Linked DNA regions of Homo sapiens: region 2 is linked to region 1. Evidence: read pairs that join two places in POLR2A ChIA-PET (ENCODE). Cell type or tissue: PC-9. All regions are shown on one strand. Links, peaks and the distances in the headings refer to the core of each region. The heading gives the core; the rest is flanking DNA.

What was found. Peaks named below come from ENCODE experiments on the same cell type or tissue, not always from the same donor. Only the 100,000 strongest peaks of a DNase experiment are listed, where the experiment ranks them.
Region 2: POLR2A ChIA-PET joins it to region 1 with 16 read pairs; 2 of 35 experiments call an interaction of 5 or more read pairs at or near these places.

What each region holds. Positions count from the first base shown.
Region 1 is chr1:234,921,891-234,930,441 of GRCh38, forward strand. No RefSeq gene overlaps it. Among named protein-coding and RNA genes, the nearest start is that of LINC02971, 31 kb to the right of the region's middle. RefSeq lists enhancers at 4,770-4,849, 5,610-5,699. In PC-9, for the core only: no CTCF peak of the experiment used is centred there; a DNase peak (open chromatin) is centred at 4,171; H3K4me3 peaks cover 520 bases; H3K27ac peaks cover 2,500 bases.
Region 2 is chr1:235,117,778-235,120,277 of GRCh38, forward strand. It overlaps TOMM20 (translocase of outer mitochondrial membrane 20), which reads right to left. Exons shown (of 5, transcript NM_014765.3): 3 at 2,041-2,122. Among named protein-coding and RNA genes, the nearest start is that of SNORA14B, 8.9 kb to the right of the region's middle. In PC-9, for the core only: no CTCF peak of the experiment used is centred there; no DNase peak of the experiment used is centred there; H3K27ac peaks cover 416 bases.

The sequences.
Region 1 (8,551 bases), core at 3,170-5,669:
AGAGGTCAACCAAGTCCCAGGCCAGAAAATGCATTGTCTGGAATGTTCCTTAGAAACAAATGAGTCTCTCTGTGATGCAAGGTTTAGACGGAAGCAGGCAGGTTAACGTGCCATGTGTCAGAAGTTTTCGTCTAGGTTGAGAGATGTCAATGAATGGCCTGGAGATAATGCTCACTGGGCATTTGGGAAAGTTAGCAGGACAGACATAGACTTCTACCAAGTACAGGGTGCAAAGGCCCACGGGTAACTCCTGAGGGGAGGTGGCAGGTGGGATGGGGAAGGGAGACCTCCAGGGAAAGGCTCTCTCAGTACTTACCTGTTTAAACTATTGGTCTTCTCAGTAAAATTTATTTAAACACACAAAGGCTGCCCCTGCATCATGTTTTTCCAAAATTGTCTGGTCCAGTTCCTTTCCCTCAGCGTTGTATTGTCTATTTAGTTTAGTTTTCTCCTCCTTTAATGAGGACTTACCAACTTTTTTTGCTTCAAAATGTCTATAACCAATTACACAGACTTTCATAAGAAAGATTTATCAAAACAGTAGACACACGTTACTGCCTTGGTCCTATAAACAGAAAATCACCCAGGACCATGTATTTGCAGAATGGCTTTCAAACTTAATCTATGGCTTAAAAGCTGAGACAATTATCAAAGGCTGTTAAGTTCACTCCTTAGTTTGAAAAAGCAGAACTAAAGTGGACACCCCTGTGTGTCCAGAGCTGCACCCTCCCCAAGGCAGGGCAAGGCACTCAGGGGCTTCTCCTTCCCTACAGGGCTGATGACCCAAAACACACACTTTGGTTCAACATTGGGAAAACGACAGCCCTATTCCTTTATTGCTTAAGGGAGAAAGAGGCATGTACAGAGGCCCACTGCTAACCCAGACCAGGAATCATTACTGGAAGGAAGAAACACCTGGAATCTATGGTCAAGGTCTTCTGTTTTCCTTCTGTCCATGGGTTTCCCAATCCAAGGGCTCGCCTCCCACTGGAGGCTCTCCTCAGCCAGGGCGATTAATTTCTGTGCCAGCAACATGCAGACAACCTCAAAAAAGGGCCCTTGCTCTCCTTCCATGGTGCTGCCTGCGCTTTCCTTCCAGTGGGGACTTTCCCATCATGCCCATGCTGTTGGAGGTGTGTTGCTGCCCATGCTTTCCCTCCAGTAGGAGCCTTCCCATCATGGCCCGTGTTGTTGGAGGTGATGATGCTGCCCACGCTTTCCCTCCAGTAGGAACTTTCCCATCATGGCCCGTGGTTGTTGGAGGTGATGATGCTGCCCATGCTTTCCCTCCAGTAGGAACTTTCCCATCATGGCCCATGGCTGTTGGAAGTGACGGTGCTGCCCAGAGTTTTCTCTCGCCAACCCCCCCACCTTTTCCCTGAGAGGGTGCCTCCATCCTGCAACTCCAACCACCTGCTGCTTTTGACGGCCAATATCTTCTGCACAAATTTCCCCTGTGAGCACCAAATCCAAATGCCCAACATCCTACTGGACAATAGATTTTCAAACTCAACATTCCCCAACTCAACTCCTCATCCTCCCCCTACTTCTTTCCCAAATGTATTGTTCTTATCTTTCTTCTCTCCCTGACTCCCTGCACGTATTCAACTTACCTACTTTTTTGCTTCAAAATGTCTACTACCAGTTATGTAGATTCCAAGTCCTCTAGATTCAACCTTAGTAAGGTCTTTGCTCCCACCCACTCCTCCATATCCCCACGGTGACAGCACCGTTTCCTGACCTCAGCACCTCCATCTGGCCTTGCAGTGCTCTTCAACCCACCCTGCAGGCTTGCCTTTCTCTGTCCATCCTCAGCAAACCACCAGGGCATCCGTCTAAGACAGGAAGCTCTGATCACCTTATTTTCCAGCTGAAACCCCTCAGTGGCTCTCCCTGGCGGGCCTCCCCCTCATCCTGCCTCCTGCTGGCCCAGGCCCATCTCATTCCTCATCCCCAGCTACACCAATGCCTGACCTTTCCCAAACACACTGCATCGTCTTGCACAAAGTGTCTCTGCCCGCCCTCCCCACCAGCAAATATCTTCTGTCTCTCATGCTTCCATGCACCACCCCCATGAACACATTTCCCCAGCATAGTGCAACGCACCCTTGGTGCACACTGCTCCCTGGGCAAGAATTTTTTTCTCCTTGCCAGCTCAGCTACTGGACTATAAGCTCCTTGCAGGCAGACATTAGGTCTTGATTCTCTTCCTCACATCCCTCGTGTCTAGCATAGTACCTGGTACACAGAGAGTACATAATGAATATTTAGGGAAAGAGGCAAGAGAAGGGAGAGGAGGAGAAAAGAGAAGAACAGAGAAGGAGAAGGAAAGGAAAGAGTCAAAAGACCAACAGAATTGGGTTGTACACTGCCCACATACCTGGGGAGTTAAGATGCGTGTGCACATTGTGTGTGCACATACACACACACGATGCTACGGTCCTTTCAACAACTTAGCATCATAACTCCAAGTGCAGCTCAAGTTGCAAATTGTAAATCTACTTAGAGAGCCACAGCATTTTCCTTGGAAGACATTTACGGAGTATTACTCGGCACATGCCACCGAAGGCCCTCCATGGGTCAGGCCTCGTGCTAGGCACTAGGAAGACAAAAAACGGGTGAGAATTTGTTTTTACCATTGAGAAGCTCAGAGGAAAAATCTGGGCAGCAAACAAATGGGCCAAATCTGGCCAGCAGCTGTTTTTGTAAATAAAGTTTTATTAGAACACAGCCATGCCATTTACTATCAGGCTCTTTGCAGAAGACATCTGCTGGCCTTGCCCTAGGTAGTAGAGGCCTCAAGGCCCTTGGCCTTGTCCACTGCCAACAGCACACAGCCCCTTGCTAAGTGCTCAACAAATGCATCCTCAAGGCTCCAGAAACTCTCTGGAGTCGGGCTCACTGGTGGAGAAGAACTCCTCCTCTTTATCTAATATTAAAATAAGTGTGCATTTTCCTCCAAGCAAATGTGTGCCACCAGAAGAGGCAGCACAATATCCGGCAGCTGTTGGTGACCTCTCTACAGACATGACGGACTCATTTCCGGGACCGGCCCCTTATACAGAGACTTCCATCCAGCATCCTCACAGTGTCTGGCCTGGGCTGTACAAATCCAGAGACCTAGAAACAGAAACTGTGATTCCTCTCGAGAAGTGAGGCTGCTATGTGGCTGGCGTGCACACCACACTGCCAGCTTCGGGCTCTATTGCCTTATCTTAAATTACAAACTCTACCAGAAGAAAATGTCACCCTTCTGCTGGGGTCCGGAAGGCTTTGTGTGTGTTAACAATCATCTTGGAACCTGCGCTCAAGACGACCTCAAGCACACTTTGTTCTTCAGCTCTGGACGTGTCGTGGCCGTCAGGGTGAAGAGAGAGATGAGAACAGAGGCTTGGACAGGACAGCCCTGGCTGACCAGTCAAGTGTAGAAGACACATACATACATTTCCTTTTTTCCTTTTCTTTTTCAACTTTTATTTTAGAGTCAGGGAGTACCTGTGCAGGTTTGTTACAAGGTATATAGCATGATTCTGAGCTTTGGGGTACGATTGGCACCCAGGTAATGGGCATAGCACCCAACAGGTAGTTTTTCAGCCCTTGCCCCTCCTCCCCTGTCCCTGGTCTAGTAGTCCCCGGTGACTATTGTTCCCATCTTTATTCATGATAGCAAAAACACAGAATCAACCCAGTTTCCCATCAATGGTGAATTGGATAAAGATGTGGTTCATATACACCGTGGAATACTACACAGCCATAAAAAAGAATGAAATCAGGTCTTTTGCAGCAACATGGATGTGGCTGGAGGCCATTAACCTAAGCGAATTAATGCAGGAACAGAAAACCAAATATATCATGTTCTCACTTATCAGTGGGAGCTAAACACATACCTTTCGGAAGGCACCAGAACACTGGTTTGTTCCTGCTTTGTCTTGGCACCAACCCACTTGGCCCCTGACTCATCTTTCTCTACAACACTCCTGTTTGCTTTTCTCTACCATGGAGAAGGTATGTCTCAGTGGAAGAACTATGGGAGGTATTCAGCCCAAACATCCTCTAAGACAGTAAAGTGTTAACAGCTTAGAAAGAGCTGCAGACTATTAAAATGTGAGCTGCGTTAGTCAGCTGAACCGAGAATTCTCATCCTGGCCCTTGCTCTTGGAGGGAATGCATGCCTTAGTGCTTACTCAGCTCTTAAACAGGGTTTGTTGTTTTGTGTGTTTTTGTTTCCCGTGACTGTGTGTGTTTGACTTTTTTTAAACTGTGGTTTAAGAAAAAAAAAAAAAGTTGATCAGTAAGTCAAAGTGTCAGAACTGTCTGGGTTGAAGCAGGCACTCATAGGGAAGCAGGAAGACCAGTCTGTAGGTTTAGGGGAGGGGAGCAGAGGAAACAGAATTTTCATTCCACACCAAGCCTGCAAAATCATACAGACAGGAGAGCCCAGACAAAGCTAAATGTCATTTTCTTTATCCTAATTTATTGATTTCTGCTGGCTGTCGGGAGCTCTCGGGGAGGAAGCATGCTGAGTCCATAGCTAATGCTTTTCGTTGTTCTCACAGTTAGTGGGCCCTGGAGCTTGGGGAAGGGGGTGGCATAAGTGCAGGGAAATGGTGACGAGATGCAAAAGAATCATGGTGGCCAGAGCAGAAAATGTGTGCTCACATTTCTCTCTCTGCAGTGTTTCTGAAATGGCCTCTTCATTTACTTGAAAGAGACCTCATGCCAAAAAATGCATAGCATCATCCCCCACCTGCTCAGTCATGCCTTGAATCTCAAGCCCAGAAACGCAACTGCTGCCGGTGGGGGGTGCACCCCAAAAGTCCTCATCCTGAGAACACCTGTTAAAAAGTCCACGATGGCAGAAATCCCTGGTGCTGCATGGAGAATCTCCACTCAGGTGCGTCACCCCCTAGACGTTAGGAAGGTCCGGGGCAGGTGTCCGGTGGGGTCAGGGAGACACGCAGGTTCAAGGTTGTTCTACAACCCTGAGAGAAATGTCTGGGCCTCAGAACGTCAAGAGAGCTGGTTCTTCAGAGTTCTATTTTCCATTCCGCTACTTTGAGAGGGATGTGGGCTTTCATTGTGCTCGTTATTTTCATGAAAACTCATTACAAAACTGAAACCAACATCACAGAACAATGAGGAATCACCAGCCCATTGAACAAGTGCAGAGCGGCACATATGACCACTGCAATGCTTCCTTTCCAAAGCTCTTTTGCTCTTGCGTGGAGTGGCCCCCGCCACGGGCTTTCCCAGGTCACACCTGCTCCACACTTCTCTCCAGGTGCCTCTGTCCCCTGAGGCCTCACCTCGGGCCCGGGTCGCCCTGCACAAACAGCCCCTGGGCGGGCACACAGCACTGACTCTGCTGCAGTCTCCAGGTTCCCGAAGCCAGCTGCCTACTGGACACTGCACCCTTAAAGTCCCACCGATGCATCCCCAACAGGGTCTCCTCCACGGCCCCCCTTCCTGGTGAAGTCTGATCAGCTTCCAGCCACACAGATGTGAAGACTCATTGTCTCCAAGGAGCCCCAGAGTCCGGTTGATTCCCCTTCTGAATGTCTCCTCATTCTGACCTCCTCCTTCTCACACCCACTGCCCTCCACCCAGCCTGGCCTCAGCCCAGAAGGGCCTCCTCTCCAGCCTCCGTCCGGGTCTCTGTCACCTCACCTGTACTCTGCCCTCCACCTCACCTCTACTCTGCCCTCCGCCTCCCTCTGGAAGGCTGCTGTCCTCCTCCGGGGTCCTTCACTGCTCACTGAACCACCTCTCAGTCTGACCTTCAAGGACCCAAATCTACCAACTCACTCTTCTCTTATTCTCTAACACCAACCCTCAACACCATCAGGCTGTCCCCTGCCACTCCATGAATGTCCGTCCCTCATACCTGTGTCCCCACCATCACCTTATTTAAAATGCCTCTCCCTCTGATCTGCCCATTCAACGCCTCATCGAAGCCCAATTCCAGTCCCTCCCTCCCTGTGGCAACCTTGCCTGACTCTGCAACAACTGCAACCCCATCCTTCTCCCTGCCTTTGTGTCCCCATGTTGCTTCATTATAGTGGGATGTCAATAGGCATTAAAAGGTTGCTGTCTCCTCTACTTCCTTGTACCCATTGTCAAAGACCCCCACCGGCTTGTTCGCAAATTCAGAAAAACGTTCCCCTTCCTCAGAACACTACTGCTCAGAGATTGTCGCATTTACCAAGTCTGTTCACATTTATGAACACATTTATGAAGCCTGAGATGAATGGTGGCCCTAGGACTGCTGGTGACAAACCCGCCTGAGCCCAGCCCCCAAGGTGGCAGGATCACTTCCTACCCACTGTGCACACCAACTTCAGGTTCTTCATTTCCCAGCTTTCAAGTAGGCTTTGTCTATCTCTAGCGGAAACAATAAATAGTCTGAAAACCAAAGCACTTTTGATTTGCAAAAGGCAGGCTGCACTGAGAAAGAGATTTCTCTTAGAATTCTGAAGGATGCCTTCACACATCAAGAACCAAGTTAGAGCTTGGGAGTGCAGGTTTATGCCATGACTATGAGGAGCAGAAGTGAACAGAAAAATGTGGGTTGATGTCAGAGAATAGCTATTTATCTACCGGAAAGGAAATGATGGATTACCAATAGGCAAGAAGAAGGGAATCCACAGAGAATATAGCTTAGACACTTGGGACGAAACTGGAAATGTTTCCCCCAGCTCTCCCCCTCCAAACCGTGCCCCTCCCCCAGTGAAAACGCCAGCAGGGGAGGCAACCAGAAGTCTCAGAAACCCCAGGTGGGCTTGGAAGGAACTAATTAGCTTGGGAGAGCTAATATCTCAAAACAGTATTTACCATCTGATGGATTTTCCCTTCATGGGGATGCATCTCCTCACCGACACTGTAAATCAGCTGCCGGGGCAGGCCCGTGGCACAGGTGTGCACACACCTGGCAGCCTCAGCTCTATTCTCTGCTCACCAGAGTCCAGCAGCCAGCACATAATCCCCTTGTTAATACACTGCTCCACTCCTAATAAGAGCAGGGCAGCGTCCCAGGGCCTAAGGTTTACAGAGACTGCTGAAGAAGGGGCAGTTGGGTCCTTCACTCTTTGGTAGGGGAAGCAGGATAAAAGGGGCTGCTAGAATGTATGGCAGCGTGGAGGGCTGAGCAATGATTCAGAGCTGGGGGATCAGGGATGGCTTCATGGAAGAGGTGGAAATTGGCTTGAGTCTAGAAGGGTGAAGAGCGTGTGATATTGTTTCTTCATCGTCCACCTTCCTCAGACCAAGGAGAAAAGGGGACTTGGCCCCGTCAGAGGAGGTCACTGCCTGCTCCCTGCAGGGACAGGCGGGCCTGGCATCTACACCCTAGATTGGGCCCCTAACTCTACTTTGGTTAACTCTCTAACCCAGAAAGCATTCCTTCACCTCTTGAGCCCGTTTTTTTCCTCATAAAATAGGAAGAGTCACGTTGCCTCCCTTGCCAGTTTGCTGTGAGAATTAAGTGAAAGAGCAGAGTTACATTTCATCTGTGCTGACTTCCTTTCGGTTATGGACTGAATGTTTATGCTCCCCACAGCCCAACCAAAATTCCTATGTTGAAAAAAACCCAACTCCAAAGGTAACGAATGGCATTAGGAGGTGGGGCCTTTGGGAGGTGATTAGGTCCTGAGGTTGGAGCCCCTGCAAATGGGATTAGTGCCTTTATCAAAGGGACCCCAGAGAGGAGTCTCATTCTCTTCCCACCATGCAGGGACACAGCTAGAATGTGCCATCTGCAGTCCAGAAGAGGCTCTCACCAGAACCCAACCATGCTGGCACCCTGATTTCAGACCCCCAGTCTCCAGAACTGTGAGGAAGAACTGCGTGTTGTTTATAAGCCACTGGGCTCTGGTACTTTGTTACAGCAGCTGAAGCTAAGACATTTTCCCTCCTTCTTTAATAGGGATGATGGGCAGTAAAAAGCTTAGAGGAATTCAGCTGGACGTGGTGGCTCACACCTGTAATCCCAGCACTCTGGAAGGCCGAGGCAGGCGGATCACGAGGTCAGGAGATCGAGACCATCCTGGCTAACACGGTGAAACCCTGTCTCTACTAAAAATACAAAAAAATTAGCCGGGTGTGGTGGCGGGCGCTTGTAGTTCCAGCTACTCGGGAGGCTGAGGCAGGAGAATGGCGTGAACCCAGGAGGCGGGGCTTGCAGTGAGCCGAGATGGTGCCGCTGCACTCCAGCCTTGGCGACAGAGCAAGACTCTGTCTTAAAAAAAAAAAAAAAAAAAGCTTAGAGGAATTCAATCTTTGACAGACTTTGCATTCTAGGGTGCTGGATCAGGGGGGTCCCTGAAGCCCCTCAGGTCCCCAGTAGGTGATTCCTGACCAATGTCTTGCCAGCCTGGCTAATGTCTCATGTGCCCACAGAGCTTGACCCACCCACTCGGCCCCATGGGTTTGGGGTGGGGCTGCCACACCTCTCCTGGCTGTCCTGGCCAGGCTGGTATCTGGGCCAGTGCCTGGCTCCCCCATGCACAGGTCCAGGTGGAAGCAAGGACCAGTAGTCTGGATGCCAACCCAGGAA
Region 2 (2,500 bases), core at 1-2,500, 190 kb after region 1:
CAAGAGCTTTCTTAACCTCTTGACCATCAGCAGAAACAGGTGAATCTCCACTGCCAATGTGAGGACTATGATTGTCCCATCTACACAATGTTTCAGGATACTCCAATTGTGTAGGTCATTGTCATCTGGGTTCCCAGGCACCATCTTGGCCAATTCCTTTCCCAGGTATTGAAATGATGATGTAGTGATACCCATCACAAGGGATCCGACCCAGGGCTGCACACTGATCCACTGATGGTCACTTTAGAATTACAGTAATCAAAAGACTGGCTAAGTCAGTTCCTGCTTCTGAATACATACTATAATTAAATCTCTTCTGAACTAGCACTGTTGATTACTGTATCTGCAGATTTAGCAACAATGCTGAAGATACACTGACACAACCTCAGTTGCAGTGATCTTGTCATTTTGAGCTCCCTTCTTGTGCAAAGTGGATGTTGCTACAACTTTTGCTGACTGGATAGCCAGATCGTCGTAAGTGGTATCTTTTGTTAATACAACAGCATGGAGAATATCATAAAATCTATCTATCAGCATAGGAAGATCAAACCCAGTGTTATGCGATGCAAGGAGCAGAGCAACTCAGTATGCAGCACTGCTTTAGCACTGAGGGGGAATGCTTTCCCTTTCCCCAATGCCTGGGTCCTCTCTCTCAGATTGATGGAGAAATTGCAGTGTGATGCCTGTAGGAGACTTGGAAATGTTTCCTGACTGGTGCCTATCTTGTACTCCTCTGCAGTTACAGATTTTATGTATATAGTTTTTAAGAGACAGCATATCATTCTGTTGCCCAGACTGAAATGCAGTGGCACCATCACAGCTCACTAGAGCCTCAAACTCCTGGGTTCAAGGTATCCTCCTACTTCAGTCTCTGAGTAGCTGGCTACAGGTGCATACTACTGCACCTGGTTTATTTTCTCATTTACTGTAGAGATGAGGGTCTCACTTTGTTATCGATGCTGGTCTCGAACTCCTGGCTTCCAGCAATCCTCCTGCCTCAGTTCCCCAAAGTGCTGGGAATACAGGCATGAGCCACCATGCCTGTCCCTACTCACTGATTTTTACCCCTTCCCAGTCTGTTGGCAATTTGAGTACTGTGACTCTTTAGGTCAAATTAATTGAGCAATTCTATTGATATCAAAAAAGTATTTCTTGGCAAAGGGGAGACGTGATAAAGTTAGTTACCACCATTTTAAATGAATTAAACTCTCCCCATAAAAGAAACAACAAAACAAACTCATTCACACACAAATGCCCCACATCATGTAGTTCAATTCTATCTAAATCTATTGATACAGCAATCAGAATTTTAAAATATTTGATAGCAGTTTTAATAACGATAGCAACTACTTCAAATCTACTTTTGAGATTATTGAGTAAATTACGGTTCTCACGTTTGTCAATTTGATAATTTCAATTTCATAGCTGAACTTTAAAGATAGAATATTTTTTAGAAACTTCTTAGCACTGTTGATGAAATAAATGAAGTACAATGTAATGAAAAGGCTAAATTCTGGATCAGATAACAAGTTGGTTCTGAAATAAGGGGTCATGAACTCACCGTGTGACCTTGATTAGGTAAATTAACCTTCTCTGGGACCTTACATTAGCCATTCCTTCCTATAAATACTGGAAAAGATCTGAAGATTAGATGAAGGAGTTGAGGAGTATATTCCTAGCTCACATTCCTTCAGTTACTATTTACATATCGCACTATGGCTATACATTAGAAACTACTTCAGAGTAAGAGAACCTCATTTGTAAAAACTTACTATCTTCTACATCATATGATATAGCAAGAAAACCTAAAACTCACTTAAAATATATTATGGACAACAATATCCCACAAGGAATATTTCTTTCTAGAGCCAGTCTTACACAAAATAATCTTCCAATTATTAAGTGCCTAAAAACTTGTCTTGAGATACTTGGAGTACCTTTTCTAACAGCCAAATTACACAAACAAAGCCCCTTATCATTATAAATTTCTATCAGTGAGAAAAATTCTACCCATTTCCTTAGCTTTTCAATGACTATTACCTTGAGCTAGTAACTCTTCACCAAGCTGTATTTCTTCAAGGAAGAACTTCTGAACAGCTTCAGCATCTTTAAGGTCAGGTAACTGGAAATAAAATATTTAATAAATGACACCACAATTATGCCAGGGGATATAACCAATACACAGATATCAATAAAAATAAAACAACAAAAAACCAAATCACTCATTCTAAAAAAATCTGATAGAAGAACTTTACTCCTGAATACTTGTAGGAATTAAGAGTTCATCTACATTCAAATGAATAAAAGAAAAAACTTGAGTTTGTAGTTGAATAATTCTTAGAAAGCTCTAACTCGAATGTAAAGAGAAAAGAGTGCAAAATCTATACCGTCTACGCACGTTACAATATTTTCGGATGCCATTATTGTAGATTTTTATACAACTGTAAGCAATTTGTCCTTATGATTCAACATTATTTTATACAGATTTTGTTGTTTTTGT